3 separate regions of the Mus musculus genome follow, and all the other regions are linked to region 2. Evidence: chromatin loops called from intact Hi-C (ENCODE). Cell type or tissue: heart. All regions are shown on one strand. Each heading gives the region's core, and the rest is flanking DNA. Links, peaks and the distances in the headings are about the cores only. Region 1 holds the start of Hapln3 (hyaluronan and proteoglycan link protein 3). Region 2 overlaps Isg20 (interferon-stimulated protein). Region 3 overlaps Mfge8 (milk fat globule-EGF factor 8 protein).

Region 1 (10,487 bases), core at 1,500-9,499, 210 kb after region 2:
TGGCCAGCCTGGGCTACACAAGACCCTGTCTCAAGATGGGAGCACCCAAAGGAACATTGAAGCTGGGCAGTTCCTGAGGCGGAACGGACAGACTGGTTTTCTTAATAGGGCATAGACACTACAAGCTACAGTGGCCAGGGACAGGCATAAGGGATGCTCTCCGTTTGTTCCCATGCATCCCAGATCCACTGTCACCATGTATCTGTTCCCATGGGTCACTTGCCCTGCCCAACCCCCAGCCTTCTGACTTCCAGTTGGATTCAGTGAGTGGGAGACAGTGTTGAGATGTGGAAGAAAGAAGACCCCGCCCCCTCCCACCCCAGCTATCGCATCCTTCATTGTCTGTCTCTAGACGGCCACCAACTTCTCTATTATTCCTAAAGCTGTTCTCTTAAAAGTGATCCCTTGATTAAAATCTCCTTGTTGTAGCCATCTAGAGTGAATTCTGCTTGCTGACATGGGAGAAGAAGGGAGTGAGTCAGTCAGCAGGGACTCTGTCTCAAAGCCTTGGGAGGAGGTGAGCTAGCTGCCCTGCTCTCTGTCCTGATAAAGCAGATGAGAGGCTTCAGGCAGGGTCAGACTCACATCTGAGAACCGGCCTTCTGGAGGCAGGCAGGAGGCAGACTTCAGTGCAGCGCACTGAAGTGCCCGCAGGCCTTTGCAAACAGAACTGTATGATTATCGTAGAGGAATGTGGGAGGATGCTCACGGTGTCATTTGTGACGACAAAGCAAAACACAATTGCCACACTGATTGCAAACATGTGGCCTAATGAGAATGTCTGTGCACAAGACCAGAGGAGGCAGGGGCTCCAGACAGAGAGAGAGAAAAGAGGAAGGGAAAAGGAAGGGAGGGAGGGAGGGAGATAGGGAGGGAGGAGAGAGGAAGAAGAGGGGCAGGCAAAGAAATATTGACCTGTGAGAGTGACCAGACTCTGGGGGGGGAACATTCTTGGTCCCAGAACTATTAGTTCCTGCTAGAAAGGAGGGATGGATGCAGAGAGAGCTGAAGATCCAGCCCACTCTTCTCTTTGTTGTATTTGCAGAAAACCTAAAGTCTAGACTTAGCAGCTGTGCTATGCACTGGAGCCACACAGCGCCTGGCTGACAGGAACTGGAAGATCCCTGTTCAAGACCATCTCCATCCCTCTGTATTAGTGGACAGTTTTTCTCAGGAAAAAAAGATGTCCTGCACAACAACATCCAGGCCTGCAGTGAGAACTTCCGGAGAGGCCATGTCCTGATGTTCTTTCTCTAACCTGCTAGAACCACAATAGTCAACCGCTTAGAGATGGGAACCACAGCCTCTCTCCAGCCTAGACATCCTATACCTACAATGGCCCAGGAAGAAGTACCCTTGAACTTAAACTACCACGTCGAGTATCTGTGAGCATAGCTCAGCCTCGCTGTGTTAAAGCCTCTTACTTCATACTCGTGTGACATAACCTTACAGGCTTCTCCGTATAAATACTTGGTCCCCACTTGATGGTGCTCTCTTAGGAGATTGTAGAATGTAACCCAAACACAAAATCATAAAACTAACTGAAGTCATTATGAGACTTGGGGGTTTGCTGTGCCGTATGTGTGCAGGTGTTCGTGGAGGCCAGAGATGGTGTTGGATCCCTATAGTCGGAGTTACAGGAAGTTGTGAGACACCCAAGATGGGTGCTGGGGACTGAACTCAGCTCCTCTGGAGGAACAGAAAGTGCTCTTTACTGATGAGCCATCTCCCCAGGCCTGTGTCTTTTAATTATGAATGTATTTACTTATTTAATTTTTAACTTGATTGCACGGTTCTCAAACATGAACTCTGTAGATGACCACGTAGTATCCCGATGTCAAAAGGTTAGACAGGCAAAGCAAAAGACCCACAGTATCACAAACTCTCACGGGACTCGGGCACAGAGGACAGGTCTTTCTGTCATGGGGCAAGGCTTCCTTGTTCTTGATGGAACTCTCTGAAGCACACTAAGATCATTAGAGGCCAGCTCAGTTTTTAGCACCCAGGTGGTAGCTTACAACTCCAGCTCCAGGGAACCCAGCACCTCCTTCTGGCCAATGTGGTACACAGAGATAAACTCACACTCCCGAAATAAATAGATCTCTAAAAAGAAGATGAGGAGAAAGAGCTAAGTTTGTCAAAATAAGACATGTGCTCAGGTCCATGGTAAGCCTGACATGCAGGATGTCCTAGGTTAGATTCCCCTCCTCTATTTTTTGTTTGTTTGTTTGTTTGTTTGTTTGTTTGTTTGTTTTTAAATTCAGGATTGCGTTGGAATTTCTTCATCCGACCCTGGTTTTATATTCAAAGGCTTCTAGTGCTAAACTCCCTTGAGCCAGTCACATGGGTCGTAACCCTTCACCCTGCTTGTATTCCTTCGTTGGTATGGTGAAAGCTGATTTGGGAATTCAGTTTAGCAAGGATTCAGAAACACACTCCCCCACCCCCAGCCCCACCCCCACCCCCACCCCCACCCTCACCATCTGTTTGCTTCCTGAGCTCTAGACAGAAACCCAGAGTCTGGATGCTGAGGCACACCCATGGATATGCTGAATGAAGCTAGGTGCTTTCTGCCAGCCTTTATCAGAATTCACATGACCAACAGTAATTTGAGGAGCACCTCAACAGTCAGAAATCTCCAGACACCCAAGTACTGGGGAAAGCCGCTAACACCCCAGTGCGATTCCCCACTACAGTGACCTGGTATCCCTTCATTCTTTCAGTCATAGAGAAGGTAGCCACAGCTCAGAAACACCTAGAATTCTACATTGAGCTTTCCCTCCAATAACACAGAGAGTGAGATCCCAAAGCTGGCTTTTCCAGCCTCAGAGACCCTGGAAAAACACTCACAACCTCCAGCCTGGGCCCCAGGCCACCTCCCTGGTTCTTTAATGAACTTCTCATCCAGCACCTTCTCCTAAGAGGTCCCACATCGTAACTCTCCATTCACTCCGCAAGTAAACAGAGACGTGAATCAACTACCCAAAGGCCACACAGCCAGGAAATGACAGAGTAGGATTCTTTTTGCCTGATGTGAATTATGCCCTGTTCTCTGACTGTCAGCACACCTTCCTGGCTACCGTAAAACCAGTGTCAGAACCATCTCCTCCATGGTACAGACAAGAAAACTGGGGCTCAGTAGAGCTAAGATGCATGCCTAAGGCTACCCTAGGGAAGAGCTGGGGTTTGACCTAATTTCCTCAGGAAATATTACCCCGTGCCTCCACCACCAGCTAGGCAGAGTTCTGAGCAATAGAGATTCAAATCAGAGTGCCTCTGGGCCTCGGAGTCACAAAGGGGGTGACAGGCACAGGTGGGACTGCAAGTGACAGGGGAAGATGGAGCAACGAGATAGGTGCTTACTTATTTATTTACTTTCAAAATAGGGTGCCATGTAGACTAGGCTAGCCTTCAACTCTTCATGATGCTGAGGGTGATCTTGAACTTCTGGTCCTCCTAGCTCTCAGGTGTGTGCTACCATGTCCAGTTTTGGGGATGCTTGGGATGAAACCCAGGGCTCTGTGAATGCTATGCCAACTGAGGCACAATCTGAGCTCTGGGTGTTCCTTGCCTGTAAGTCAGGAAAACTTCCAAGAAGATGGGAGCCTTGAGGATTCTGGGAGAAGAGCGTTCATTGCAGGGAGAGCTCAGAGGCCAAAAAGGCTGGAGCCCCAGTGACTTCAAGAAGCAATGCCCATGTGGTGGCTAGACACCCTGTCATATATCCCCTTGGACTTTTTAGAAAGGACGGACAAAGAATCTTCAGAAAAGGCATGGTGTGAATCTGATTTACAGTCTTCAGGGATGGCGCTGAGTGACTTCTGACCTCCAATCAGTTGTGTGTCATCCACACCAAACACAAAGAATGGCCTCCCCCGAGCCCTTCTGACTCTACTCCAGTCTGACTTTATTAGCACTATGCAAGTGGAGAGTCTGAGGCTAGCCCTGCAGGTGTGTAGCCTTCCACCAGGGAGGTGTCAGAACAAAAAAAAAAAAAAAAAAAAGAAGAAGAAGTTAGCAAAAGAAGATTGCACAGTGCCCCAAAGCCACATGGCGGGGGAGAATTCGTAAAACCCGAAGATTCATGTTTGCTGGCTGCCTTCTGAGTAACCCTGGGTAAGTCATCTGGCCTCTTGGAATGTAAGGCCTCCCCGCTTCTGAGACTGAAGACAAGGGTGGCCCCAAAATGCTAAGGTTAACCACAGAGCAGAAGCCTGGGTGGGCGTCAGAAGCAATATCTAATGCCCTTTATCACTGATGTAGGAATAGGTGTCTCCACTCCACCCTGCCTCAGCCAACAGCCCCTTCTGACTTCAAACCCAAGGAGACTACTAGATTCATGGGTTCTGTTCTGACTCTGTGCACTTAACCAGTCTGCCCCTGGACAAGTATCTGAGCCTCATTCTCTTCATTCATAAAAGGCTCCACACTGCCAGTCAGAAAACGCTCTTTGGAACCTCAGCAGCTGTGACTGTTCTTAACAGTGGACGATCTATCTCCTTTCCGAGCAACCAGGAGAGAAGCAGCCACGCTTGACCTCTCTTCACTGTTGCGGAAAAGTGACCCACCAGGAGACTTTGTTTATCTCCCGCTATTATCTGAAGTGTAGAGGAAATTCTCCGCCGTGATCACTGGTCCTCTTTCGTTTCAGAGCACCACTGTCTAAGAAGCATCCAAAGAGAACAAAATTAAACTGAGTCTTGACAGGGAAGGGACAAGATACCACCTGTACCATATTCTCGCTGCAACTGAGACACTGGTTTAGTTCCTTAGACACCGGCAGAGGGCAGGATTGCCCCCCAGGTCCACTAGGTTAGTTCAGGAAGGCATTTGACATCAATGCCCTGTTACAAATAGGCTTTACCAAGCCTTTGAAGTTCCGCCACCATCACCCGCCAGGTTCTGGCGAAGGCAAGAGAGGGGCATTTTCTACCAGCATTCCAGGCCTCCTGGTGCCAGTCGCTGGAGGGAAGCAGATCTCCTTGGGTCCTCATCCCTTTCTTCCGGAGCAGAGGTGCTCCCTGGGTCAGCCCTAGAAGCCCTTGTCCGAGCAGGATCGCAGGTGGCTGGTGACCACCCAGTGAGCTGGGGGTTAGGGCTGGGCCTTTCCTCCCAGGCCTCCTCTTTGAATGTGACCAGCTTGCACCCAGAGTTTGCCACGGTGCACTCCTGTCCCTAAGGCAAGTGGGTGCTCACGGTGCATTTTATCCCTAAGATTCCAAATAGACTAAAAGCACGCATCCTCTGCTCACTCCAACCCAGGTTGTCCCCAGCGCCCCCACCTCACACACACACACACACCCGCCCCACCCAAGGTCTCTGGTGGCTCCTGCTGCATCCGATGGATGCCTGGAACAGAGCCGGTACGGAGCTACTGAGACAGTACCAACAAGCAGAAGGCAACAGACCTCAGGCTCCCCAAGCTTCGCTGTGGTTTTACTTCTTGGTAGCTCCCAAAAGGGCCGCGTGCAAGTCAGCCGCCGTATGGCTGTTAATGACATGGCAGAGTCCCTCAGCCCCTAGTTCCTTCTGCCCTCTGTTCCCTGTCTTCTATCCCCATCCTTCTCGGCAACCACAGGGTCCCCTAGGCTAGAAGGGAGAAACCTGCATGCACAGCTCCCCGAAACACAGCCACCCCCAGCCACGTGTACCGTCCCCAGAAAGCTCTTCGACGGCTCCAACGCTTGGGGCCACTGCGACACGCTGAGGCCACAGGCTGTCCAGGTCCGAAGCAGCAGAAGAATTTGGGATCTTGAATGGCCTGAGAGGAAGCGGCTTCCAACAAACACCGCGCTCCCGCCGGACCAGCCCCTTAAAGGTACACAGTCCCTTTCCCTCCAGTCCCAAAGGCCTGGCCCCGGGGGAGTAGCTGCTGTTAGGGCTGGAATCCAGACCTGAAACCTGGAGCTGCCGGCTGGCAAGATGCAAATGGAGACTCAGGAGTCGTAGCTGTCACATCTTGGAGGAGGAGTCAAAAGAGGGGTGGCAGAGAATTGTTTATAGAGGTGGGAGGTCCCATTAAAATACCCAGGCTTCTAAAAAGGGAAGCCCCTTCAGCACTCTGCGGGTGGGCTATGACTGCCCTAGATAGATCAGGAGTATGCTATGTATTCCTGCTTCCCCAAGAGCGGAGGGATGACAACCTCCTGAGCACAGAGATAAATGGTTAGCCACACACATAGACCACCCCCAGGAGATTGGGGGTGGGGGGTGTAAAGCAAGAATAGGGGGGACACTCCTCTAACAGAGCCCTCTTGCAGGCAGCCCTCTGTCCCTCAAGCAGCCACTACTCAGGATGCTTCTGTTTGGACAGGGTGTTTTCTTTCCTGTCCAAAAAGACCAGGTCCTGACCTACATGGCCTAGTTGTTTCAACAGAGAAATCTAAGGAGGTCCTTCAGCAAGGGCTGAGAGAAAGGCTACAGGGTCGGGAGAGCCCTGACTCCCTCCCTCCATGTGTGTGTGTGTGTGTGTGTGTGTGTGTGTGTGTGTGTGTGTGTGTGTGTGTGTGTCCCAGCTAGGAACAAACCAAAACACAACTTCTGTGGCCAACCCTAAGTTCCCTCTAAAATGAATACCAGGCACACTGGCAAAGGGAGCTGTTCTCCAGCAGGTTAGGGAGGGAGCTGAGCCCTGGAGGTGCTGATGAGGAAATAAACAGGATACAAGTACCAATGAGGAAACTCCCACAAGCCTCTGTGGCTGTGGCTGAGCCAGGCTTGGCATCCTTGCTCTGTTCTCTCCTTTAGTCCCAGCAATGTCACGGATTCGGCCTTCCTATTTCCATATTTTAGATACCAGAAGCCCAATGTCACTCAGAACTAAGATATAAGCAGATTGTCTGCTCTGAGAATTTAGGCTCCAGGCTCCTCTGCCATATTCAAACTAGGATCAGGCAGAGGCAGGAGAGGTAGTCTCAGAGCTAACAGCCTCTGGTTTTGGAAGCAGACTTGTGGTCAGCCAGAAGGGTCTCTGTTGTCACAGCAAGTGATAGGGTGGTCAGTAAGCAGAGAGAATATCAGGTCTGGCTGTCTAAACTGTAGACAGGAAAGGAAAAGAAAAACCAAAGTCAGAGTGAGGGGCTCTAAGCTAGGATCCCAGAAGGGAGACATTCCCAAGGCTGTGGCCAACACATGCAAGGCTACATAGAAGGAACCAAGAAGCAAACTTGGGCAATATTAGTCTCCCATACCAGTTGTGTGTGTGGGGGGGGGGGGGGGCTGTGTGCCCCAACTATCATCCACCCACTTGCCCAGCAGCCCAGATTAAAAAGTCTGGCCCACAGAAATGGCTGTGTGGTGTGAGCCAGGTAGGGAGAGGTATCACTTCCTCTCCTGGGTAGTGGGTCCTAGGAGGCAAAGCCATCCCAAGCAGTGTGTCTAAAAGGATGTTTCTCCCATCACCTGCTGGTCCCCAGGGAAGGCCGGGATCAGGGGCTGGGGTAGTGCCCCCAGGAGGGAGGACTGAGGCCAGCAAACCCCAGGAAGACTAGATTCCAAGTTCCAACCACATGACTCTCCAGTGAAATGCTGAAGCGAGGCTTCAGGCTGAGATGCCCTCGGGCCCAGCAGTCTCCCATATCTCTTCTATGGGGAGAGTACCACTGAGCCTCTTACTCTGCCCTGCCCACAAGAAGCCCTGGCAACAGCAGACAGCTCTCAGGAAGAAGCACTCCCAGCTGAGTGTCCCTGACGTGCTTGCAGACAAACCTACTTGTTCTCCCTTTAGCCGCCAAGTAGCTGCTCTTCTGCTCCCCAGATAGCCATAGTGTAGCTCCCGAAGCTTAGCTGAGACATAAATCTTGAAAATCAGGGTGGCTGTTTCAGTCAGTCTCTTCCCAGCCAGCTAGCCACCCCTCTCCAAAATGAGGCACGGGCCAGCATAGCTCTTACTGGCAGAGCAGGGAAGAGCGCCCCCCCCCCTTTCCTCCCACCAGTGGACTCTAGGAAGCAGCATGCTCTTTCCCACAATCCTATTTGACAACCCCTCATCCCTCCCTTCCTTTCCACACTGCACCCTTCCCCCACCCACCATATCCAGTCTACCATAGACCTCTTTCTCTGAAAGCCAGGTTTGTTGGGTTTCTTAAAAAAAAAAAAAAAAAAAAAAAGTCTCCAGCCCAGCACTCCCATTACAAAGAAAATGGAAACTACCAAAGGAGAACCCAGTACCCAAGCCTCGGCCACCTTCTTAGTGAGGGAGAGGGAGGGGAACAGTCCCAGGAACTACCTCTCTGCCAGGCCCTCTCTGGCCCTTCACCAGGTGGCACTGCAGGCCAGATCCAGAGCAGCATAGAAGTGGAGATGACAGGGACATAGTGAGTCAGACTCGGAGGACAGGGAAACCTCCTCCTAACTGCATCCACCCCTAGCGGCCCCACCCCCCACTCCTGCTCTTAAGCTATTTGCAGTCTGGCATGAGAGTGTTGGGCTCAAGAGGACAGGGTTAGAGGTCGAGGCAGGGAGCAGCACCGGGCAGTCTGGCTAGGACAGGGCAATGAGGAGGCACAGAGGGTCCAGTGGAGAACACGAATGTATTTTGGAATCTGCTTGTTAACTTGGGTAGCAAGCCAGCAGAGGTCCCACAGCCAACCTGTCAACCACCCAGAGCCACCGACCTCTCCAGACCCGCCAGTCTCCTTGTCAACTGAGGCTCCAGTGCAAGGGTCAAGAGGCGTCTCAGGAGATAAGAGGCAGGACCTGGTGACCCAAGGGACAGCAAGCGGACGTGGGCCTCTCCTTCCCGGAATGGAACATGGAGGAATGTGTGGTGTGCAGAGAGGGATGGGCAGTCAGGGGCTCCCTTCAGTCCTGAGTCAAGCCCTGGCAGGAAGTTTAGGACTTGGGGTGGTTGGTACAGATAGCCCACATACCCCAACTTCACTCTTCTTCTCTATTCATCTCAGACCTGTCCAACTCCCCCAGAATGCCTGAGAGAAGGGGGCTAGCAGGAGGCCTGTGGGGGCTGCAGGGTGAGGGAAAGGGTGAAGGGCAACTCTGAAATCCCCTGGCCCTTCCTGCCTCCAGCCCCAGTACAATCAGAAGGGAAGGCCAAGAAGGTCGTCAGCCACAGAAGGCAGCAGGGCCTGGGAGGCAGGGCCAGGAGGCCCCTCAGCCTCTGGCCATCCTCATCGTTTGGGCTGGCAGGACTGAGCATTAACAGCCCAGCAGCTCCAGGCGCAGGGTGATGCGGTTATGCCAGGACACTGGAAGGACACGCACGTAGCGAGCCATGAAGGGTTTCTCGAAGATGTTCTTCTTGTGGGAGTTGTTGTCCAAGTTGCCCTGGAAGACCTGGAAACCACTGGAGTGTCAGGAGTAGTGCTCCACAGTCGGCCACCTCCCCCACCCATCAGAAACCCACAGTATCCCAGGAATTGTAGCCGGACAGACACCCACCTTGCTGCTTCCTTGCTCCTCATATACAGTCCACTGCACACCATCATCACTGTGGGCTACCTTGTAGGACGCCACATACTGGATGTGGCCAAAGTCACGGGCCCCCTGGGTGATGATTCCTGTCACTTGCCTCTGAGTGCCCAGGTCAACCTACAGGAAAAAACAACATTGTTCTAGCTTGGAGCCTTCTTCAAGAAGGTGTAAAGACAGACACACTGGGGATGGCCTGCTAGCGCATTTCCTCCTTGTGCTGGCTAGTCCTATGTCAACTTGACACAAGCTAGAGTTATCTGAAAGGAGGGACCCTCAAGTGAGAAAAAAAAATGCCTCTCTATAAGGTTCAGCTGTAAGCATTTTCTCAATTGGTGATTTGTGGGGGAGGGCCCAGACTACTGTGGGTGGAGCCATCCCTGGGCTGGTAGCCCTGAGTTCTATAAGAAAGCAGCCGAGCAAGCCATGTGGAGCAAGCCAATAAGCAGCATTCCTCCAGGGCCTCAGCATCAGCTCCTGCCTCCAGGCTCCTGCCCCATTTGAGTTCCTGCCCTGACTCCCTTCAATGATGAACAGTGATATGGAAGTGTAAGCTGAATAAGCCTTTTCCTCCCCAACTCCTTTTTGGTCATGGTGTTTCATCCCTGCAATAGTAACTCTAAGACACTCTTCCATAAAATGAGCATAAAGCCATGTATGGTGGCTCACCTAAAACCCTATAACTCGGGAGGCTGAGAATGGAGAGGAAGTCCAGCCTGGCTACATAGCAACACCCTGTCTCAAAATACCAAGAACAGAATATATAGTTCAGTGGCACAGCACTGGTCTGGAATGCCCAAAACCCAGAGTTCTATCTCCAATGTGAAGGAAAAAATAAAGACACATAAATAATGCACTTTGACACCCACGAACTCCAGCACGGTAAAGCTCGGTGAAGTGCATTTCAGAAGTTCCAGGCCTTGGCCGACCCTGCCAGCTCCTGCATCAGATGTATGTTGGGGTATGATGGACAGGCCAAGACACCACAGCCTATATGAGTGAGAATTGCTTCTGAAACCTGTCAGGCTGCCTGGAGCAGGTGGCTCTTGATGAACTCAACT
Region 2 (10,487 bases), core at 1,757-9,756:
GAACTGCTGAACTTCTCGTGCCTTTGGAGCAGGTGTACCCAGATCATTTTACAGAAGAGGAAGCAGGCACAGATAGGTTGGAAACTTGCCTGAGGCCCCGGGAGGGTGTCTAAAACTGGGACCAAGGCCAGAACTACCCTCTTCTCATGGCTGACACCTCCCACCCCACACAGAAGATGCTCCAGCCACCTGCAGCTTCCACCTCAGATAGCAAAGCAGTAGACTTCAGAAACCTGTCCTTAGTTCCCTTGCCTGGCAAGTGAGGGTTGGTGACCCGGGCAAGTCTTTGGAGCCACCTTGGGAAGTAGAAGACACCACAGCCACCTGCTTATTGACACCATAGGATAGGATGCTGCAGCCTCCCTGAGCTGGGCCTCCCTGCAGGTGTTCCTAGCCCCTGGTCTGGAGGGTGGTGGAAAAGGAGCCCTTGGGAGGAAAGGCAGGCCACCTTAGCAGATGGACATCATCAGAGAAACAGGCCTGCTGATCCCTCTGCAGCCAGATGCAGGCAAGACTGCAACAGCCAGGCCTGGAAAGCACAGGGGGGTGAAAGATGCTGCCGGAGTTGGCCTGGCTCTCGGACATAAGCTTTCACTCCATAACATTTGCAGTGTTTGAGCCTGTGTCACCACTACTAAAATTGAGGATGATCAGATGTAGCTCTTGGAGTTTAGGAAGGTTCCACAGGTCAAATGATTATTAGCATAGCAGTGGCATGTGGTAGGTGGCAGTTATTTCTTCCTGAATGGAAAGTATACAGAACCCAGTTCCACTGTGTGCTCTGCCCCCCTTCAAAGAGCTTCTGTTTTAGCGCCTCGCCCTTCTCGTGTTTCCCAGGTCCTGCCTGGCAGCCTCTTGGGGGTTGGAGGATGCATCTTGCCAGGCACTGACATCCTTCATCTTCTGCTCTATGTCGGAATGGTCAGGATTGCTGATCTCCGCTTGCTGACGCCCTTTCTACCTCCGAGCTGCCTCGCTTGCCCACTGCTCCCGGAGAGTCTTGCTTCTGCTCGCTCGCACGCTGTTATTTCTGCCCTGTCCAGCTCTAGTCACCTGCTGACACCCCTCCCAAACCCGAGTCAGGGACCTCAGGGACACGTGGACAGACTGAGCGGCCAGCTCCAGGACTGGGGAGGCAGCCCCTTAGCTCCTGCTCTCCCTGTGTCTGCAGAACAACTGGCGGGGCCACTGCTCTGTGGAAGATGCCAGGGCCACAATGGAGCTCTACAAAATCTCTCAGCGACTCAGAGCCCAGCGAGGGCTGCCTTGCCCTGGGACGTCAGACTGAACTTCATCCTCATCCAGGGTTAGAAGCTGCCACTCCTCAAGTTCTCCATGAATGAGACCTGTTTCTAACAACCACTGCCACCAACCACCGCAATGTGTAAAACCAAGAACACTCCCCCATTACAGCAACTCTCTTGCTTTGAGGCAAAAACAACAACAACAACAACAACAACAACAACAGCAAAACCAAAAAAAAAAAAAAACTTTAGTAATAAATGGCTTTGATTTTGTCTAACTGCCCACCACCAGGACCTCTTGTCTTTAGCCCAGGAAATGGGCAGGTGCCTCTTCCTCCACCCATCCCTCACTCCACCCTCATTTCTTCCTTTCTCCCTTTTCTCTTTCCCTCCCCTCCCCAGGTTTATTTCATACATTGTGAAGAGGGCACCGGGCATGGCAGTAATAGGAAAGATGTGCTTTTCCTGACTCTTCTTGAGCCCAGGCCCACCTCAAACTCATGACTGTGCTGACTCGGCCTCCTAGTGCTGGCATGACAGGTGCGGATCACCACAGCCAGCCTAGGTGCAGAGATGTTTGCTGATGTCGTCCTACTTCTGGAGACTGAACCTAGGGCTTCATGGATGCTAGGCAAGAGCTCTGCCATTGAGCCACATCCCCAGCCCTCCCCCTCCCTCCCCCTCCCCCACATTTTGCCATGAATTTTTTTTAAATTTAAACTTTATTTAAAAAGTTGCAAAAAAATAATAACACACCCAAATTAACCATATTCAAAGACCTCAGTGGATGTGCGTATAATTGGAGTAGCCACTTAGAACAAAAGCTGCTTATCTTTTTTTTTTTTTTTTTTAAGATTTATTTATTTATTTATTATATGTAAGTACACTGTAGCTGTCTTCAGACACTCCAGAAGAGGGCGTCAGATCTTATTACGGATGGTTGTGAGCCACCATGTGGTTGCTGGGATTTGAACTCCGGACCTTCGGAAGAGCAGTCGGGTGCTCTTACCCACTGAGCCATCTCACCAGCCCAAGCTGCTTATCTTTACGTTAGATTTTATACGTCTGTGATATTTTTTTTATGCACCATCCACCACCAAAACATAAAACCATAGGGGAGTTAGAACTAGAAAAACAGTTAGCCTTATATCCTCCTTCATGATGCGTCCTAGCCAGTATGGAGCCCTTCCTCGTTCTATCTGGTTGCCCTTTCTCCTCCTCCTGTCTCTCCTTACCCACTTCCTTTTCTCCCTCCCTCCCTCCCTCCCTCCTTCCCTCTCCCCCCCCCTCCCTCCCCCCCCCCTGCCTCCCTGCCATACCATGCCATGGTCCGTGCATGGAGCTTAGAGCACCTCCCTTGGGAGTCAGTTCTCTGCTCCTCTACCACATGGGTCCCAAGGATCAAGCTCAGGTCACATGTAATGACAAATACCTAAATCTACCACTCCGCCTTGCCCCACCTTGTGTCCCTTCCTCCCTTCTTCCCTGCTTTTTCCCACCCAGTACTTCGACTTGAACCCAGGGCCTTGTATGCATTATGTCTCAAGTACTAGCACTTGGCTACGCCCATCCCCCGCCTCACCCTCCTTTTTTTTTTTTTAATTTTTACTTCTAAATTGCCCAGGTTGGTCTTGAACTTGCAGTCCCTCTGCCTCACTCTAGCTACTAGCTGGGACTGTAAGCCTATGCCGCTGGCTTTCCTTAGCATCCTGAATCCTGTCCATTCAAGGAGACCACTTTGGAATCTGAGTAACAGGAGTCGTAAGCCCCCACCACCCTGTTCCTGTTACATTTACAGGGTGGGGCACTGCTACCCGTGCTCCTTGCATTGGGGTCCACCCACCTCATTGCGAGATTGGTGTTGAAGCAGAGGCAGAAAGTCTGGAGTCTGAGGGAACTAGGTCAGGAGGCCAGCGTTGCCCCTTAGTAGCCGTGTGACCAACAGCAAACAACCCAACTTTCCTGTCCTCCACTCCCTCTCCCAACTACTAGCACCATGTCTTCTTGGAAGCAGATGCCAAGTGTCAGTGACTGTCAGCATTTCTTGGGTTGTTGCCAGAATCTTCACCTGGACTCCCGTCTCTAACCCTCATGATTTCCAGGGTAAGAATTCAAATACGAACCACAAAGGGCCAGGTAGAAGACAGAATTTATTGCAAAGCAAGTGCCATCAAGGGGGTGGGGGCAGACAATGGCCAAAGAGACCAGTGACTGGACTTACACACCAGGCAGGCTTGGCGTCACTTCTACAATCCCAAGAACAAAGCCCTGGCATTCCTTTGAGGCCTCTGTTCCAGTCCATGGTGTTTCTCTTTGGAGCAGCTTGCTCTGATTTCCAGGAGGAGGCTCAGTGGTGTGTGTCTGGAATAATGTGGTTTTTCCTTCCTTACTAGAAGGCTCCCCTTTTCATGAACTTCAGGACTCCGTGGAGCCATTTCAAATAGTTAGGCTGTCCAAGGGGGTCCCAACCATGTGACCACCGATACCCAGAAGTCCCTGTCCTTTGTTTTATAGGCTGCAGACTATGAGGCAGGCTCCAGCGCCTAAGCTTTCCAAGCCTGTTAATATCTAACTACCTAACAGAGGCTCCAACCCAGACCAGCAGAACGGGAAGCTACTGGGGACGCTCAGTACCGACTGCATACTGAGTGTGAGCACTCTGTACTCAAGTCCCAGGGTCCCTCAGAAAGCACCTCATGGCTTCACACTGCAGAGGACCAGGCTCACACATAGAGCTTGAAAACAAAACAAAACAAAACAGACACCCCATGTGACCCGACTACAGGAGTCGGGTCCTGGATTAGTAGATCTGCAGTGGAACACATGGGTGAGAACAGTAAGCTGCCTTTGACTCTAATGGGCAGAGACCTCCTTACCCACGCTTGGCATTTCCATCCCAAAGGGTCCTGGCTTTGAAAAGGACTGCTTGAGTGACAGGCAAGTGCAATACGCAGTTACAGTTGACAGCCGGCCTCAACCCAGGAAGCTTGGTCACCTTTCTGGCCTCTTCTGCCTGGAGTACCCATGCAGAAGGAGGTCTGAGGCCCTACAGGTTGGATCCTAAGTAGTCTTGGTTCGAAGATGAGGGGCTCGTGGGAGGAGTACTGAGGATATGGCTAGTTTGTGAATTTGGCATGAGCAAGGCCCTGGCATTGATCCCCAGGACCGCATAAACCAGGCATGGTACTGTATATCAGGAATCTCGGCACACAGGAGGCTGAGGCAGAAAGCTCAGAAGTTCAAAGTCACCATTGGCTACACAGCAGATTTGAAGTTAGCTTAGCCCACTTCATACCTGTTGGGGTCCAGGAGTCGCTCACAAACCACATGAACACCAGTCTCAGTCAGTCAGGGATCCTTTACTGAACGTTCACTCCAGGACTGATCGATCAAGGGCACAGACCAGACTCAGGAGCTGGCTGCAACCATGAGCCAGGATCCTACAGATCTTTTAAGACTTGAAATCCACAAATATCTGCGCCAAGTTATTCCACCAATCAGGATTTGGTGACAGGGGATTTCCTTAGGAACACAACTTTGTTGTACACGTATCCTGTTGTCACTTGGGGTATTCAACTGTGGCAGGGGACCTGCCTTGCCTAACATTCATATCTTAACTCACCAACCAGGATGCCAGTTACCCACATAGAGGTCTCTTTCTGCCAAGTAGGATGTCAGTTCCCAGGGAGGCCTTGGGAATTTAAACTTTATTTGACTCCTACTCTAACTGGAAGTTTCTTATATTGGTGCTGATGTCTCTCTTATGCTGGGGTCCGTCGTCCCAGAGGCAGCTTATAAAGACAAGAAGCCATAAAGGTTTATACATGGGTACAGGAAGTGCTGCCTGGTGGTTGGTTCAGGTCCAAGATCATTGTGGCTAACTATACAAAGCCGTTCTAGCTGACTTCTGTTGCGATTTGGTTTCCAGGAACACCAAAGAACAGAACAGAATCTGCAAACAAGCAGAGCATGAGAAAGTTTCCGAGTAACAGCACAGCAGAACGTTTCCTTGTGCCATGAGTAACAGCACAAATGGCAGGTCAGACAGGTAAAAGTTACCTAGGCCTTAACAATACCCTGTCTCAACACAACACAAAACACAGTTCAACAGATAAAGTTAGGGTCTGAGGGATTCACGTCTGGTCCCACCTCACCCCAAACCTGAGGTGTTTGACTGTGGCAGTGCCTGCCATCTGTGATCCTGAGCTCAGGGAACTTGGGGACTTCCTCCCAGGATTGGAGAGTGCAGTTTATATTCTCTGGGTGCGCTCCTCACCCCCATGCTTACTGCTCTATTGTTTCCTATGAACTTCCAAAATCGACGGATTCATCTACCCCATCTGGCAGTCGATAACCACTAGGTGGCAGTCATGAACCATCAGCCTAATAAGGCTGCCCTGAAGGTTGGAAGTCCAGTGGTGGGGAAAACTTTAAAAAAGCTTGGGTGCTGGTCAGGGACTGCTAGTCTTAGTTTCAGAAAGGGGCTGAGAGCTGGCCCAGGTCCAAGATGGCTCCAAGCCCTCCAACTCAAAGCCCGCCATTCTTTCAGTGGCTTCAAATTCGTTTGAATGGCAGGACAAACCTAGATTCTTAAAGGACTGCTCTGACTAAATTTCCTGCCTCAGGCTGAGATGCTTGGATGCCCTGAAGCCTAGCTTGTTACCAGGGGTACTAAACCCACGGGAAAGCCTGCATCTTGCAAGGGGCCAGCTCCTTATTCCCAGCTGTCCTGAGGGGACTCTCTGGACAAGCCTGGGGAAGGAGGAGGATCCGAGTCAGCACCCGCTCTGAGGGCCCGGATGGGAATGTCCCGAGACTGGCCAATGGGAACAGCGTCAGGGCTGCCTCTGGTCTATCTAAAGCTGCACTCTGCCTGCCAGCTGGCTCTGGCCTCCATTCACCTGGCGCTGTCTATCCTGGGACTGGAGGGGCCTGATGACAGGTGGACCCCTAGGTTATATAGTAGGGATGGTCCCTTACCACTTATGCTCAGGACCCAGTGACAAGTCTCATCTCCAGATGATTTTCTGTCTCATTCTTCTGCCCCAAGTCCTTGACTTTCTAAACTGTGTCTCACAATCTTCTAAATGTTTTTACTCTGACCCCCTGACCAACGTCCCATCATACACCAAACCCACTTTGCCCACCTTCCTCTGACCCCACACATATTAAGTTCTTTAATCAATGGGGTAAATCGGGTAACAATTTGGACCCCTCTCAGCCAGGAAGGAGAAGTGTCCCCTGCATATCTAGGGCTGGTGGAAGGATAGTTGGCATCAAGGATGAGTCACCGGCTGCCACCTAACCCTGAAGCACAGAGGAAAACTTGGGGAGGTATTGGAAATAACAAGCTAGAAATGACCCTGCCTGGCTGAACACACACCTGAGTCACCTCTGACTCAGACCCAGACTGCAGGTTGCCTGCCTCTGGCAAACCCCTGCTTCTTTGCTCCTCCAGCCCAGCAGCTGAATGGGAAAAGCACTCCCTGCTCGCTCATCCACCTAAGAACCTTCAGCACCCCCAGGTCCCTGCCCTGAAAATGTCAATGACCTAGGCACCACAGTCCAGCATCCCTGCACCATCCCGCCCTCTTGGAGGGTGTCAGCCAACTCGGCCTGGTCCGGCTTCCAAGAGTGGGAGCCAGTGCTGCCCAGCTTCCTGCCCAGTGGTCTGTGGGCTGTGCCAGCTTCATGGACAAGGGACTTACTCACCCTCGGAACAATTTCTCCTCTATATGGAAAGAACATATGCTTTTCCTGCTGTGGGATGAGAAAGCTGGAGGGAAAGGCAAGGCCCTGGCCCAGCCCCAGCGCTTTCCTTTCAAGCCACATGTGTTTCGTGGCAGAACCTGGAGGCCTCTGCTCCAGGGAGGCCTCAGGAACAAAGTCTAAACCCAGGACTGCAGGCGGGAGGTCCCAGCCCCTTCTGCTGCCCCAGTCTCTATATCTGAAGCTAGATTCAGTCTTTGCTCTGGGGCTTGGAACAGGTCTGCTTGTCTGATCCCCAATCTATGTCTTGTAGATCTGGGGTGGAGTGGGAGTCCTGAATGAGGGCAGATTTAAAATAAGCATTCTTTCTATGGAGTTAGCATCTTTCCTGCATGGGACATGGAATGGCTGGAATTGTTCAGTACAGACTGGCGTGCCTCTGAAACCCTGTAAGTCTGGCTCAGGATGCGGCAGAGCGAAGGGCAGAATCTGCCAGGCATCGCGCACACAGTCTGGATTTGGCGGCTTTGTTTCTTGGCCCGGTGACTCTGAACAGAATCTGTCTCCTCTCTGGCTCTGAAGCTGAAGCTGGCAGATGAGAGGGACGTCCTCTGAGTGCTCACATGAGGGTCAGAGACAGCCTTGTACATGCTGGCTTCCACCGACACACTCAGGAGGGAGGCTCTGAACAAACATGCAACAAGGTTTTCTGAGTGGGAGACTAGCTGCTGCAGGGATGGAGCGCCACCCGACGGCATCAGCTGGTCCTCTGAGACGGTCATGGTCACAGTCACGGTCACTGCCTGTGCCACTTGCTCCTTAATATCTGGTTAGAATGCTCCTGTGATCTCACACATGAGTTTTTATCTTAGGAAAACAAAAGTGCATGCTCACACCAAAAGTCTGAACCCAGTGTTTCTAGCAGGCAACCTGGGTATTCATGGATGAGTGAATGTTTAGCTAAGCTATACTGTGTCCATAGCATGTAGCTATCGCTCCACGATGTGGGTTACTCTCTAGAGAATTATGTCAAAGTGCAGAATCAGTCCCAGCAGGTAGAGACTGTGTGGTTCCATTTACTGAAATGCCCCGAAATGTCATAGCTCCCAAAATGAGATTAGTTTTGTAGTTGTCAGGGCCTAAGTCCTGGGGTAATGTGAAGTGTAAGCATTCTGAGAAGGGAGCCCTCTCTTAACTGTAGGATTGATTCTCCATGCTATACCCACAGAATGTGTCTGCCATCTCTTGTCCCTGCTGTGAGACTGAAGGATTTCTCCGAGGAAGCCAGGCCAACGGCAATGATCTACACATATTGCTGAGTGGGACCCCTGTTGTAGTTTGGAATCTTAAGTTCTCCCCAAAGGCTCCTTATTGAATGTTTGGTCCCCAGCCTGTGATGCTACTGGGAGGGGGTGGAAACGTTAGGAGATGGGGTCTAATGGAGGAAGTTAGCTCACTAGCTAGGTCCATGCCCTTGAAGGAGACATTGAGATCTTGACCCCTTTCTTCTGTCTCACTCCTTTTCAGCCACCATGAAGTAAGCTCTGCTGTTGGGCCACACAGTCCCCAGCATCATCCTCTGTACCATCTCAGGCTCTGAGTGACAGGGCCAAGCAGTCATGGACTGAGACTGGGGAAGTCGTTAGCCCAGATAAGGCTAACCTCTGCCTGTGCCCCACAGCAGTGGCAAAGCAGCTAAAACACTGCCCAGTACCCAGCTGTGGTTCTGTTCCCTGGCTCAGGGAGGCCAGAGTCAAGGCCACTACAACATGAAGGACGCTCAAACATTCTTCTACTGCATCGGTCTTCAATGTGAGTGGCCAGCAAAGGATGGGAGAGGCCCATAGCAGACAGACAGAAGGGAAGAATAGATAAAGAACAGATAGATATGGGAAGGAAACTCAAAGAGAAAAGGAGAGAAAAAATGAAACTATAACTCATTATACTCAGAAATCAAGAGGTTTTTTTACTCCCCCAAATAAGTGTTTTAAAAAGAATATATTAGGAATAAAAACATTCTTCACAATTAAAGATGTAGCATAAGCTTTAAATTTGGTACCAAAAGATATCAAGTCATTTAAATATTACAGAAGATTAACTGAGACACAGAGAGAAACAGAGAGACAAAGAGACGGCACTCAAATGAGAAAGTTAAAGGACCCAGCCAGGAATTCAGTATCTGAGAGAAAATGAAGACAACACAAGAACACAACTCTTTTCTTGCCTCCAAGGGGATAAGAGGTAGTTTATTCTAGAGCCAAATATGAATGGCCACGGCCTTGGGAACACAGATGCAGGTTACACCAAGGTCCATTCTCTAATGTGCTGGCAGTTTCTTGACATTTTTATAGCAACGAAACAAAGGAAGCCATCAAGAACTTTGAAGACATCAGGCAGGCACATTCATGGGCCTCTGAACGATGAAATCTTGTGGTCTGTTTATACATGCCAATTTTTACCTAATGCTCACAAAGATGTCAGGTCTCCTCCAGATGTGGGCAATAATGCCTTCTAAGGGAGCTAGACAGTCCAAGTTAAATTGCAATTAGGCTCTGGACCTTCAACCTTGGCATCTCAATCTCTCCACAGCGGGTCAAGATGGAATTTCCTTACCTCTAAGGAAGCTTCAGTGTAACATGACGTCCTTCCCAGGAACTTTCTCATTCATAGAAAGGAAGAAAAATTCCCGGAACTGGGGACAGTTCACCAAGATTAGACACAGGGCTTGAGAAGTGCTCAGTAAGATGGCGGGGGAAAAAGGTTACACTATGTCACACCAGTGTGGGAGTTAGATTGCTGTGGATTGAAAAAAAGGACTCGAGAGCCTTCAGAGAGGAATATCAGGGTGTACCCCATGGACTAGGTATCTAAAGGGTGTCAGATGTCTCAGGACCAGAAACTTGAAGAGTATAATGTCTTGTGATCCTGAAGTAGTGTTTCCAGCCTGCAGTCCTAACCTGCCACAACATAGGAAGTCAGGATAAAGGCATATATTTTAAGAAACCTGGGATGGTTTGTGCTTGCTGGTTTTATGTCAACTTGACACAGCTAGAGTTATCTTAAAGAAGGAAACCTTAACTGAGAAAATGCCTCTGTAAAATCTAGCTGTAAGACATTTCTTAATTAGTGATTGCTATGGGAGGGCCCAGCTCATTGTGGGTGCTGCTGTCCCTGGGCTGGTGGTCCTGGTTCTATAGGAAAGCAGGCTGAGCAAGTCAGGGGAAGTGAGCCAGGGAGCAGCACCTCTCCATGGCCTCTGCATCTATCTGCTCCTGCCTCCAGGTTTCTGTTCTGACTCCCTTCCGTGATGAATATGGAAGTGTAAGCCAAATAAACCTTTTCCTCCACAACTTGCTTTTTGGTCATGGTGTTTTATCACACCAATAGTAACTCTAACAAAGACATGGTTCATGCCTATAATCCCAGCATTTCAGAGGCTAAGGCAGGAGAATGGCTCTGAGTTCAAGGCAAGCCTATGCCTTATATTGAGTATCAGGCTAACCAATAAAAAAAAAATCCTGTACTTCCAAATAC
Region 3 (10,487 bases), core at 373-8,372, 220 kb after region 2:
AGGGTTTGGTTCGGTTTGATTTTTGAGGTAGTATTTTATGTTGCCCAGGCTGACTTAAACTCACTATGCCATCAAGGATGACCTTGGACATCTGGTCCTTGCCTCCACTGCCGGAGTGAAGGAATTACAACCATGCACCCCCACACCTAGGTTATGTGGCGCTGAATGCCGAACCCACGGCTTCTGTCACTCTTACCAACCGAGTGACAACTCAGCTTTTGTTTTTTGAGCTGGATCTAGCTGTGTCACCAAAACTAGCCTTTGAACTCCTGGGCTCAAGAGATCCTCCAGTTTTCAGGAACATCCAGGGCTACACAGAGAACCCAGTCTCAGGGGGAAAAAAAACCTATTAGAAGATCCTCCAGCCTCAGCTTCCTAACATCTGGATGTAGGCCATGATGCCCAACTTAGCATCCTCTTGGACTTCCTATCTGCCTTCCAAGACCAAGTGCTCTCTTAGCCTTGCTTGCTCTCCATTGTCTCTTCACTACAGTCAGCTGGACTCAGCTCCAACCCCACCCCATCCCAACTTGCACCTAGAGGACCACCAAGACCCCCTGACCCACATGGCCAGACTACTCCTAGCACTCCCTCCCTTCCCTCAGGTCACCTCACACAACTGGGTGTTTCCTGGTATCATAGACTTACTTTAGTCACAGAACACACTGAACAAATAAGTAGCTTTCAGCAACCCCATCCTATACATGAGAAAACGGAGGCAGAGAGATGTTGCCCACAACCACAGAGAGGTTGTATCCACATCTCAATAGACCTGATCCTGACCGACACACCGATATGACATCATCCCCCATGCTGGGACCTGTAAAGCCCTGGCCATCCAGCAATGTATAGCAAGCATCCCTACCCTCCAGGGGTTACAGGCTACTGAAGCCCAGGGATTCCTGGAGTTTGGGGGTTGCTTCTGTGCCCTTCCCGAGAGCATTCCTTAAGAGGGCCTTGGCTCACCCCAACATTTCTGGCATGCCGGGCTGTACACCCTGAGAATAGCCTTTGTCCCTGCCCTCTGCCTCCAGGCTCACTCTCAGGAATGGCCGACAAGTTTGCACTCATAGGGCTCCTGGATGAACAGGTAATGCTAGGTAGAAAGGAAAACTCCTGGGCGGATAATTCGAGTCTCTCATACCCTACCGCATCCCCACCCCCATCCCCAGAAAAGCAGAAGAGTGGGTGGGGCAGAGGGGATGAAGAGTCACATTTTCACCTGGGAAGTGTGTCCCCCAAATGCCTGCCTCCCAAACTCGCTGAAGGTGCGGCTGAGCTATCCAATACAAAAGGCTAGACATCATTCTGCTTCCAAAGAGGTTCCTGGGCTGTGAGCTCGTTCATCCTTTGGGCCCAGGACAGGGACATGCTGAGGCAGCCACTACCCTGGGACTACTTTGCAGACATTACTCATTATCCTCATCTCCTAGGAGTGGGACCCTTTACAACCATCCCTGTCCCCTGTCATGAGCCTCCCAGAGAAGGCAAACTAGAGACCATGACCTCAGGATATGCATGCACAAGTCCTTGCCTCTCTGGGGGCCAACTCCTCCCTCCTCTGTGAAGTGAGACCCTCTGTAGCTCTCCACAGACATGGCAGAGCTTATAAACAAGCTGGCCAGGCATGGTGTACCTTCCTGTGATCCTAGCAGGTTGAGGCGGAAGAATTGCACGATCAGGCCAACCTGGGGTGAGGCCCTGGTGTCCTGGAGGCCATAAATGCCCCCAGACAGGGTTGTTATTTTTAGCAGACAGTGTCTTTGGTGATTTGGACTGTATAGCAAAACCCTATCTCTTAAAAATTAAAGAGACACACTCTGGAGATTTAGCTCAGTGACAGAGTACCTGCCCTGGGTAAAATCACTAGAACTGGGGGGCTCAGCGGTTAAGAGCACTAGCTGCTCTTCCAGAAGTCCTGAGTTCAATTTCCAGCAACCACACGGCGGCTCACAACCATCTGTAATGGGATCTGCTGTCCTCTTCTATCTTGTAGGGGTGCATGCAGACAGAGCACTCATACACATACATACATACATACATACATACATACATACATACATACATATTTTTTTAAAACCCACCAGAACTGGAAATTAAACTAAATTAAAAATTCTGCCCCAGCAGCTCCAGAGTAGAGCTGGAAGATGCTGAGAGAGTTGGTCCATGGAGCTCACCACTCTCCAAGCCTCCCTGCACACTCTAGGATGCAGCCCCAGAGACATTCTTATCCTTCAACAAGCCCCAGGACCTTTGTCCTTGCAAGTCTCTACCTAGCATACTCTTTCTAAGATCTTCCTGGGACTGGCTCTTCAGCTGAAGAATCCTACACACACACACACACACACACACACACACACACACACACACTGCTCCCCGCGACCCCATCACTTCCTCCTTCAGACTTCTGGCTGCTAGCTGGCCTTTCTTCTTTTCTCTTCTTTATAATATGCGCCTGAGAGTTTAGGCACCGTATCTATTTATCTGTGTGTTAGCCTGGGTTGCTGTAGAAGCACTGCATGTGTGCAGTACATGGAGGCCAGAAGAGAGCACTGGGACCACCCGAACTGTCCTTCCTCGTGGTTGTGAGCCACCTGATGTGGGCGCTAAAAACCAACCCAAGTCCTCTGGTACAGCAGCAGGTGCTTTGAACTACTCAGCCATCTTGCCCGCCCCCTTCCTTTCCTTTCATTTGCTAATCTCACCTCTGACTCCCTAGAGAGAACAAAAGTAAAAGTTTCATGAGGTCAAAGGTCTCACTTGTTCTTTCCTGGGATCTAAGTATTTAGGGGAAACTTAGTAACTGTCTAAATTAAACAGTTAATTTACCCAAGACACTGTCTGCTAAAAATAACAACCCTGGTCTGGGAAGCCTTGTGAACTCCCAGGACACCTGGGCCTCACCCACTCACATGTACAGTGCACAGACACACAGACACACACACACAGACACACACACACACACATTTGCATCATCACTCTCCAGCTAACAGCCTGGATTACAGAGAAAGGTGGGAAGGAGGCAGAGGGCACAGCTCTTCATTCTCTGTTATGACTCTCAGATTGCCCCACCCCAAGATTTAAATCACTCAGGACTACACTATCCTGGCAACTTAAGAGAACCAGAGGCCTCAAGCCAGCAGTGAAGGCTGGGTGACCCCAGGGAGCAGTGGCCAAACCAGACTGAGTTCTGTCCTTTGCCAGATAAGGAGTCACATGAAGCAAAAGGCAATGGCCCTGGGAGCAGGATAACCTTCCTGGCAAAAATCAATATTCTAAAAGATACTTGTGTGTCTCTCTCTCTGATTATCAGACTACTGAAACAATGGCTGCCAACAGATGCAAATATACCCAGGAATCCCGTGCCTGGAGAAGGGGGAACCTGCCTCCCTGAAGGTTTTATACATTCTAACAACTTGCCAGACCAGGATGAGACAGAAGCCCAGGCAATGATGAGTCAGCAGTGGGCGGGACAACAACTCAGGACTGCTTAGACATGCGTGTCCCTGGCCCTCTACTTAAACTTTCAACACAGTTCAGGACCCCAAAGATGGACTTGAAGAGACTACTGGATCTGTGTCCATCTTCCCTTATATGTCCATATTCCCACGTTTGACCATTAATTTAGTTGTTTCAATTGGCTTCTTGAGCACAAGGGCCAAGTTTGACTTCTTACTGGCTTAACTCTATACTTTTAAAAGGGAAGGGAGTAGGCTTGATGACATATGCCTTTAATCCCAGCACTCGGGAGACAAAGGCACAAGGACAGCCTAGTCTACACAGTGAATCTCAGGACAGCCAGGGCTATGTAGAGCGATCCTATCTCAAAACCAAAACAAAACAAAATAGACCGGGGCTTGGGTGTGGCTCAGTAGTGGCACCTATGGCTAGTATTCACAAACCCCTGAGTCGCTAGCACTTAAGGGGGGAAAAAAACAGTGAGACCCAAAACTCAGCTCTAGGTGGTATCTAAAATGCAGAAACAGGAAACAGTGCCATTGAAGGGAAAGAAGGCACAACCGACTATTCCAAGTATTCTGGCTTCCAGCGGGTCTGGGGCGAGCTCTCCAGTCCAGCAGAGCCAGCCCTGTAGTTACCCCATGTGGCCAGCAGGTGGCGCCATGGCTGCAAAGAGAAACCAGCCTCAAAAGAGACAGTGGGGCTTTAACTAGATGGCAGGATTGGTCAGAAGGTCCACTTCAGAGAGTAATCTCCCTGGTTCAGCAGCAAATCTGTCCCTTTCTAGTCCCCCTGTCTGTAGAAGCACCAAACTCCAAGCTCGATAGTCCTAGAAGCACCTGCATGCTGACACAACGCAGGTGGCAGACGCAGGGAAAGCTCTATGCTTGCACCTCCCGGCTGGGTATCTCGGATGAATAATGCAGCCAGGTGTCCTTCCATCCATTCATTCATTCATCCCTCATCAAAGATTTACTAAGCACCCACGTGTTTGAGGCCCTGGGAACACAGCAACAAAGAAAACAGACAATCCCCCTGCAGTGGTAGAATTCACTGCCTATTCTAGAAGCACCAGGAACCAAAATAAGCAGAAATACTGAGATGTGAAATGACCATCCAAAATGCCCAGAGCAATGGACTGGCATGGCAGACAGCACATAACTGGAACTCCCAGGCGGGACGCAAGGGGTCAGTCTCCACGGTAGCCCCTGAGCAGCTCACAACATCAGAGGAAGCTTCATCTCGGACTCACCGTGCAACTCACAGCCCAGGAGCTCGAAGCGGAGGGTGCAGCCGCGGTGGCACGAAACAGGGTACAGCTTTATGTACTGTGCCTCCAGAGTCGGGTTGAACATGTTAACCTTCAGGCTGTTGTTGTCCAGGTTACCCAAAAACTCCTAGAAGAGAAGGGGGAGGGCTGGAGGAGGAAGCGCGTTTGCCTCTTCCCCTTCGTGCCTGAGAGGCCATCAGTGGGTGGAAGAACAGCCTCCACCGAGCCCACATAGACTGAGCCTGCAGCCCTGGCTTTGACTGTCCACCACCACCATCAGAACAGTGTCCCTGTCACCTTCTTCTTGGTCATCGCAGGGCCTGGGCATAAACTCCAGCTCACGTGGGGCTCTCTAGAGGGCCTCTCTCTGTGTACATCCTCCAAAGACTTTATGAAAACAGCAGTACAGAACTGTGTGGTATCTGTGCTGTAAACGGTGCCCACTTTGTTAATTACACCTTCACAACTGTACACTGTAGCCCTGAAATGTTCAGAATGGAGCCCAAATCTACCACAACCACCACCGCTTCCAGGGCAGGGCACTACTACTCTGAGCCTCTATCGGGTGAGACTGCATCCTGCAACCACAGAACATCAACATGATCAAGGTCTATCCATGTCTACATACCAAGGGACACTGGGAGATTCACCCCAACCCTACCACTCAGGCTTCTCTTGCTTCTCAATCAGTGCTAGACTTTTAGGGGTCCTGACTTTAGACTCCTCTCCTTAGACCCACCTTGTCTCCACCGCTTTCATCCTGGATGAACTCAAACTTGCGTCCGTCGAGGCTGTAAGCCACCTTGAAGGTCTTCAGGTACTCCGCCCTCCCGGCACGGCTGGCACCCTGCGTCATCACACCTGATACCCGCATCTTCCGCAGAAGGTTCACCTGGACCCCGAGGCAAGAAAGATGGGTCTCCTCATCATCAAGTTCCTCCCAACCAAACCCAACGGGCTAGCTCACTGGGTTCTTTCTCCAAGGGGCTGGTTTTTCTCCCGAGGTTCTGGAGCCTACGCTCTGAAAAGCCCAAGTTCCAAGACCCCAAGAGGCCTATGGGTGCCAAAGCCCCTTTATCAAAGGCCATCTCCTCTCATAATTTGCCCACTGGCTCCAGGCCCAAGGCTGCCCTCCATATATAGACACATCACTCGTGGTCACCTCTCTTTGTGTTCCCTATCACCCTACCCTATGTTCTTTCCTACCTGGATCCAGGGCTTGCTATCATAGTTGCTGGCTGTCCAGGCATTGACGATCCCTGTGCGGTACAGACGAGCCAGCTCCGGGCCCCAGCGCTGCAAGCCCATGAAACCCATATACACAGACGAGGCGGAAATCTGTGAATCAGCAATGGCGCCCCCTTCCATGCCCAGCTGTGTAGAACAACCTGCAGGGAGACAGTGACCATCGGGAGCCTAATCCAAAGTTCCACGGCCCGGTTATGTCCACGGGACAAGAGGAGAAAAAACAACGTGGCCTCTGATGAGGACCTAGAGACAGAGAGAACCTCAGACCCTCACTCAGAGCAGATAACACCAAGGGACACCGACAGCAGATGGAAGAGAAGACATCACGGGAGACACGGGAGACAAGGAGCCAGCAGAGTTAACTCACGGGAGGCTAGGTTGTTGGAAAGATCGGGGGTGGGGGCCGGGGTGGGGACGGCAGTATTGGGGACGGCTGTGGTGAACATGTATTCTCCATCCAGGTTGTAGTAGTTGGTCTCTGGTAGGAGAGAAAAGCAGGATGACCTCTTCTTCCACATCCCTAGCCCTGGCTCGCCCAGGAGGAGTGGCTTTGGGAGCAGAGTGGCCTTGGACAGTACGGAACAGCGAAGGTAACTCCACACAAAGCAGGCTTTTCGTCATCTTCTTAGCGCGTGTGTAGTACTGGGGACTAAACTTGAACAAGCTAGGTGAGGCTTCTACCATTGAGCTACATCCCCAGTCCTTACTGCTTTGAGACAGGGACACTCCCAGTTGCCCATGCTAGCCTTGGACCTGTGAGTTCTCCTGCCTTGGCCCCAATTAGAGGCTTTTGGCATCGCACCTGCCTCTCCATGGTACTTTGTAGAATCCCCCTCAGCAGCTTTCTGAGGAGAGTGTAAGGAGCACTCTGCTCTCTTCTGGATCCTTTGCACCTTTGACCACCAAGTCCTTACCCACCCACCCATACGTATGTTAGCACGTCCCCAGCCACAGCCCCATCACCTTTGTGTAACCAGTAACGTGATACCAGAAACTCAGGATATCCATCAAGCCTGTTGGCAAGAGGACCTTTCCATCCCTCTGAAAACCTACAGCGGGTACCCAGGCTTCTGCTACCAGGAATAACCTACAGGACTCTAGTAGTGAAGGCTCGTCCCGAGCAGCTGCTACCAATCTTACAGAGATGGTAAGATGTCAACTGGAGCTGGACGTCCAAGATCTGGGCCAGGTCAGCCAGCTGATGCCTCATACCTACCATCTTCACACCCCAAGGGACCCAAAGGTGCAGCCTTGGCATTGGCACCAGAAACAGTGTAACAAGAAGAGTGCAGTCCCTCTGCCCCCCTCACTCCTGCAGCCTGTGTGGGCACCACCTACCCTCTGTTCCAGGTGCCACAATCCAGCCTAGAGCCAACTCTAGACCTGGCAGCCCAGAGAAGGCTGCGTAGCTAATTCACACCCAGATACACCATGGTTAGCCCGGCTCCACTCGGTAATTAGCAGGCTTGCCTGGCTCCACCCAGCCTTCCACCTGCCTTAGCAATCAGGAGCTCCCCTATCCTCCCCCTACAGATCTTAAGCTCATCTGGCTTTGGTCCAGCCTTCAAAGACCAGGCCTTTGCTCTGTCTCCTTAAGTCAGGGCCATCCCAGGGACTCTGCCTATATTCTCCCATCCTGGGGCCCAGCCCACATGTAGTCGACCCAGCTGGCTCCTTCTTCTATAGTCCCCAGGATGTCCACTTCCTGACCTAGAGAGCTGAAAACTGGACCCCTCACTCACACACACACACACACACACACACACACACACACACCTTCCTCCCTCCCTTATCTGAACACAGCCCTTCCCATGTGACACAGGGCAAGAAAAGCCCTGCTATGCTGCTTAGGGCAGAGTTGGGGGCAGCATGTTGAACTATCACCAGCAATGTTAGCTGGTGCTCACCCAGGGCCCTCTGGAGCCCAGGAGATAGCCAAACAGGTCAGACAGGTCAGCTCCTCCCTATATACCAGGCTTCTAGCCTTCCTATAGCACAGGACAACACAGCCTCCCTCCCCCTCCTCCCTGACCCCTGTGAGCTGGTCTTGGCTCCAAGTTAAACAGCATACCTGTTTCTTCTTGGGGGTGAACAGAGTCCCAAGACTTAACTCTGACATTGTATATCTCCAGGACATGGCATTCCCATGACCTCGGTCCCCACACTCTCATTCCCCACAACACCAGGCCTGGCCTGAAGTCCCAAGAGAAAAAGCTAGGTGTGAAGCCTGGTACGGGACAATGACACGCTCTCTGAACTCTGCCCATTCCTCGGTCTCCACAGAGGCAGCCTCCCTGCAAGTGCCTGTGCCCAGCAACAGGCCCCCCAGTGCTTACCGGTTTCACAGTGGATGCCCGAGTAGCCCACAGGGCACTGGCAGATGTATTCGGTGAAGATGTCCCCACGCTGTGTGTCCAAAGTCACCAGACATTTGGCATCATTGTAGCAAGGGTTTGGGGAGCATGGTCCTGAAAGCGAGGAGACACATCAGATGAAGAGGTGGTCTAAAAAGGGCTGGGAACACAGCAAAGGGCAGCACGTGACCCAGCCTCCAGCGATCCATCCAAATGAGTCTCTTTTCTTCCCCGCCACCACCATCCTGGACCCAAGAGGGTCTCTGAAAGGATCAGTTTGCCCACATACTGAAATCATTGGAACAAGGGCTACCCACTTGGAAGAGACAGGGGAGGCAGGCCATGGGGAGCAGGTACCTCTCTCAGTCTCATTGCACACAAGGCCTGTGAAGCCTTCAGGGCAGAGGCAGTAGATGTCATTGTCTTGGCCCGTCAAGCAGGTGCCACCGTTCAGGCACAGGCTGGAGTCACAGAAGTCACCTGCAACCACAGACCAAACATGATCATTTGGTAAGCACTTAAGAGTCCCGCTACCAAAAAAAAAAAAAAAAAAAAAAAGAAAAGAAAAGAAAAGAAAGAGTCCCACTACCATGTGCACATGCTGGGCCCCTGAGACAGAAGTTAGCTGTTATTCTATCCTCAAGAAACCATCGAGACTAGGGATATAGCTCAATGGTAGCACGTGTCAAGCATTGCAGAGTCCTAGGCACCTGTACTCAGATGCACTTGCCCACACAGAGATATGTATACATAATTTGTAAAAACAAAACAAAACGCAAACAAACACAGGGCTGGAGAGATGGCTCAGTGGTTAGGTGCACTAACTGCTCTTCCAGAGCAGTTCCAGAGGTCCTGAGTTCAATTCCCAGCAACCACATGGTGGCTCACAACCACCTGTAAAGGGATCCAATGCCCTCTTCTGGTATGTCTAAGGAGAGTGACAGTGTACTATCACATACATTAAAAAATAAATAAACAAACAAACAAACAAACAAATAAATCTATCTTTAAAAATAAAAATAAAAAATAGATAAAACAAATCTTAAAATCGGCTAGAGAGATGGCTCAGCGATTAAGAGCACTTATTGCTCTGGCAGAAAACCCTCACACACATATATAGACAATAAAGCAAATACATTTTATTTAAAGCTGATGACAAGGGACTAGAAAATAATATTCTAGAGAGAAGCAGACACACTGAGGACATGGCACGTTCGGGAATGGTTCAGGTGTGACTGAACTCAGGCCAGAATGAGAGGGGCCTTAAGGATGACAAGTTTAGACTTTGTATGCTGCAGTCTGTCAATAACTTTTTAGCCTTCCCAGGCAATGGCTGACAAGTCTCAGACACGCCCCACCACCGCGCGCACGAGCATGTGTGTGTGTGTGTGTGTGTGTGTGTGTGTGTATCTCCCTCTCACTCTGTCTCTGTCTCCCTCTCAGTTTATGTGTTTCTGTCTCTGTGTGTGTGTCTGTCTGTCTGTCTGTCTCTGTCTCTCTGTGTTTGTGTGTTTCTCTCTCATCGCTCCATCTCTGCCTCCGTCTCTGTCTCCATCTCCCCCCCCCCCCTCAAGCCAGACTGAAGTCTGAATGGCAGAAGGCTGAAAGGCGTAGGACAAGGCTGACAGGTTAAGAAGTGCAGGTCTGGCGGCAGCAGATGCAGCAGATGCAGCTTCCAGGCTGAATGATGAGGAAGCACATTGGCACACTGGGGCAAAGGGAAGAAACACGAGCAGGTGAATCTGAGAGGCTCTGTGAATCGTGAACTGAAGAGATGGAGGAAGGTTGGAGAGATCACTGGAGCTTTGAGGGCGCCTTGGGTGACAGATGTGCACTGTCAACCAGAACGGAGAAGACAGAAAGAGGGGTGGGGTAAGCTGGGGCTGAGATCACCTATCCTGTGATCTGATGGACAATACACAGCTCAGCCAAGCAGCTGGCAAACCCCACCCTGTCGCCATGCCCAAACAGGGACTGGAAGCACCCTGGCTCCGAAGCTCACCTCACTCCCATCTGTCCCAGGTACCCTGACACTGGCACCAACCAGTGAACAGCTGCTTCCCAGGTCTGCTGTACCCAAAGAGGGCCCTTTGTACTACTAGACTTCACCCCAAACTCGGCACTGGACTCGAACCTAAGAGATCTCTTCTCCTCCC

What was found. Hi-C counts contacts between places; a loop is a spot of excess contacts. Peaks named below come from ENCODE experiments on the same cell type or tissue, not always from the same donor. Only the 100,000 strongest peaks of a DNase experiment are listed, where the experiment ranks them.
Region 1: a loop joins it to region 2, with 3 times the contacts of the local background. A loop is called at or near these places in 2 of 42 quality-filtered maps.
Region 3: it touches region 2 in a loop (2.7-fold over the local background); 2 of 42 quality-filtered maps call a loop at or near these places.

The regions. Positions count from the first base shown.
Region 1 is chr7:79,125,256-79,135,742 of GRCm38, forward strand. It overlaps Hapln3 (hyaluronan and proteoglycan link protein 3), which reads right to left and starts at 5,763. Exons shown (of 5, transcript NM_178255.3): 1 at 5,652-5,763. Mfge8 (milk fat globule-EGF factor 8 protein) reads right to left here. Exons shown (of 9, transcript NM_001045489.1): 8 at 9,397-9,546; 9 at 8,513-9,291. The coding sequence ends at 9,154. In heart, for the core only: CTCF peaks have their summits at 4,794 (motif pointing right) and 8,265 (motif pointing right); a DNase peak (open chromatin) is centred at 5,766; H3K4me3 peaks cover 1,397 bases; H3K27ac peaks cover 3,165 bases; H3K27me3 peaks cover 604 bases.
Region 2 is chr7:78,918,875-78,929,361 of GRCm38, forward strand. Isg20 (interferon-stimulated protein) reads left to right here. Exons shown (of 4, transcript NM_020583.5): 4 at 1,172-1,522. The coding sequence ends at 1,288. Among named protein-coding and RNA genes, the nearest start is that of Isg20, 10 kb to the left of the region's middle. In heart, for the core only: a CTCF peak has its summit at 5,602 (motif pointing right); a DNase peak (open chromatin) is centred at 5,617; H3K27me3 peaks cover 2,679 bases.
Region 3 is chr7:79,136,934-79,147,420 of GRCm38, forward strand. It overlaps Mfge8 (milk fat globule-EGF factor 8 protein), which reads right to left. Exons shown (of 9, transcript NM_001045489.1): 2 at 8,689-8,811; 3 at 8,314-8,445; 4 at 5,936-6,117; 5 at 5,469-5,621; 6 at 4,712-4,856. Among named protein-coding and RNA genes, the nearest start is that of Mfge8, 6.9 kb to the right of the region's middle. In heart, for the core only: no CTCF peak of the experiment used is centred there; a DNase peak (open chromatin) is centred at 4,118.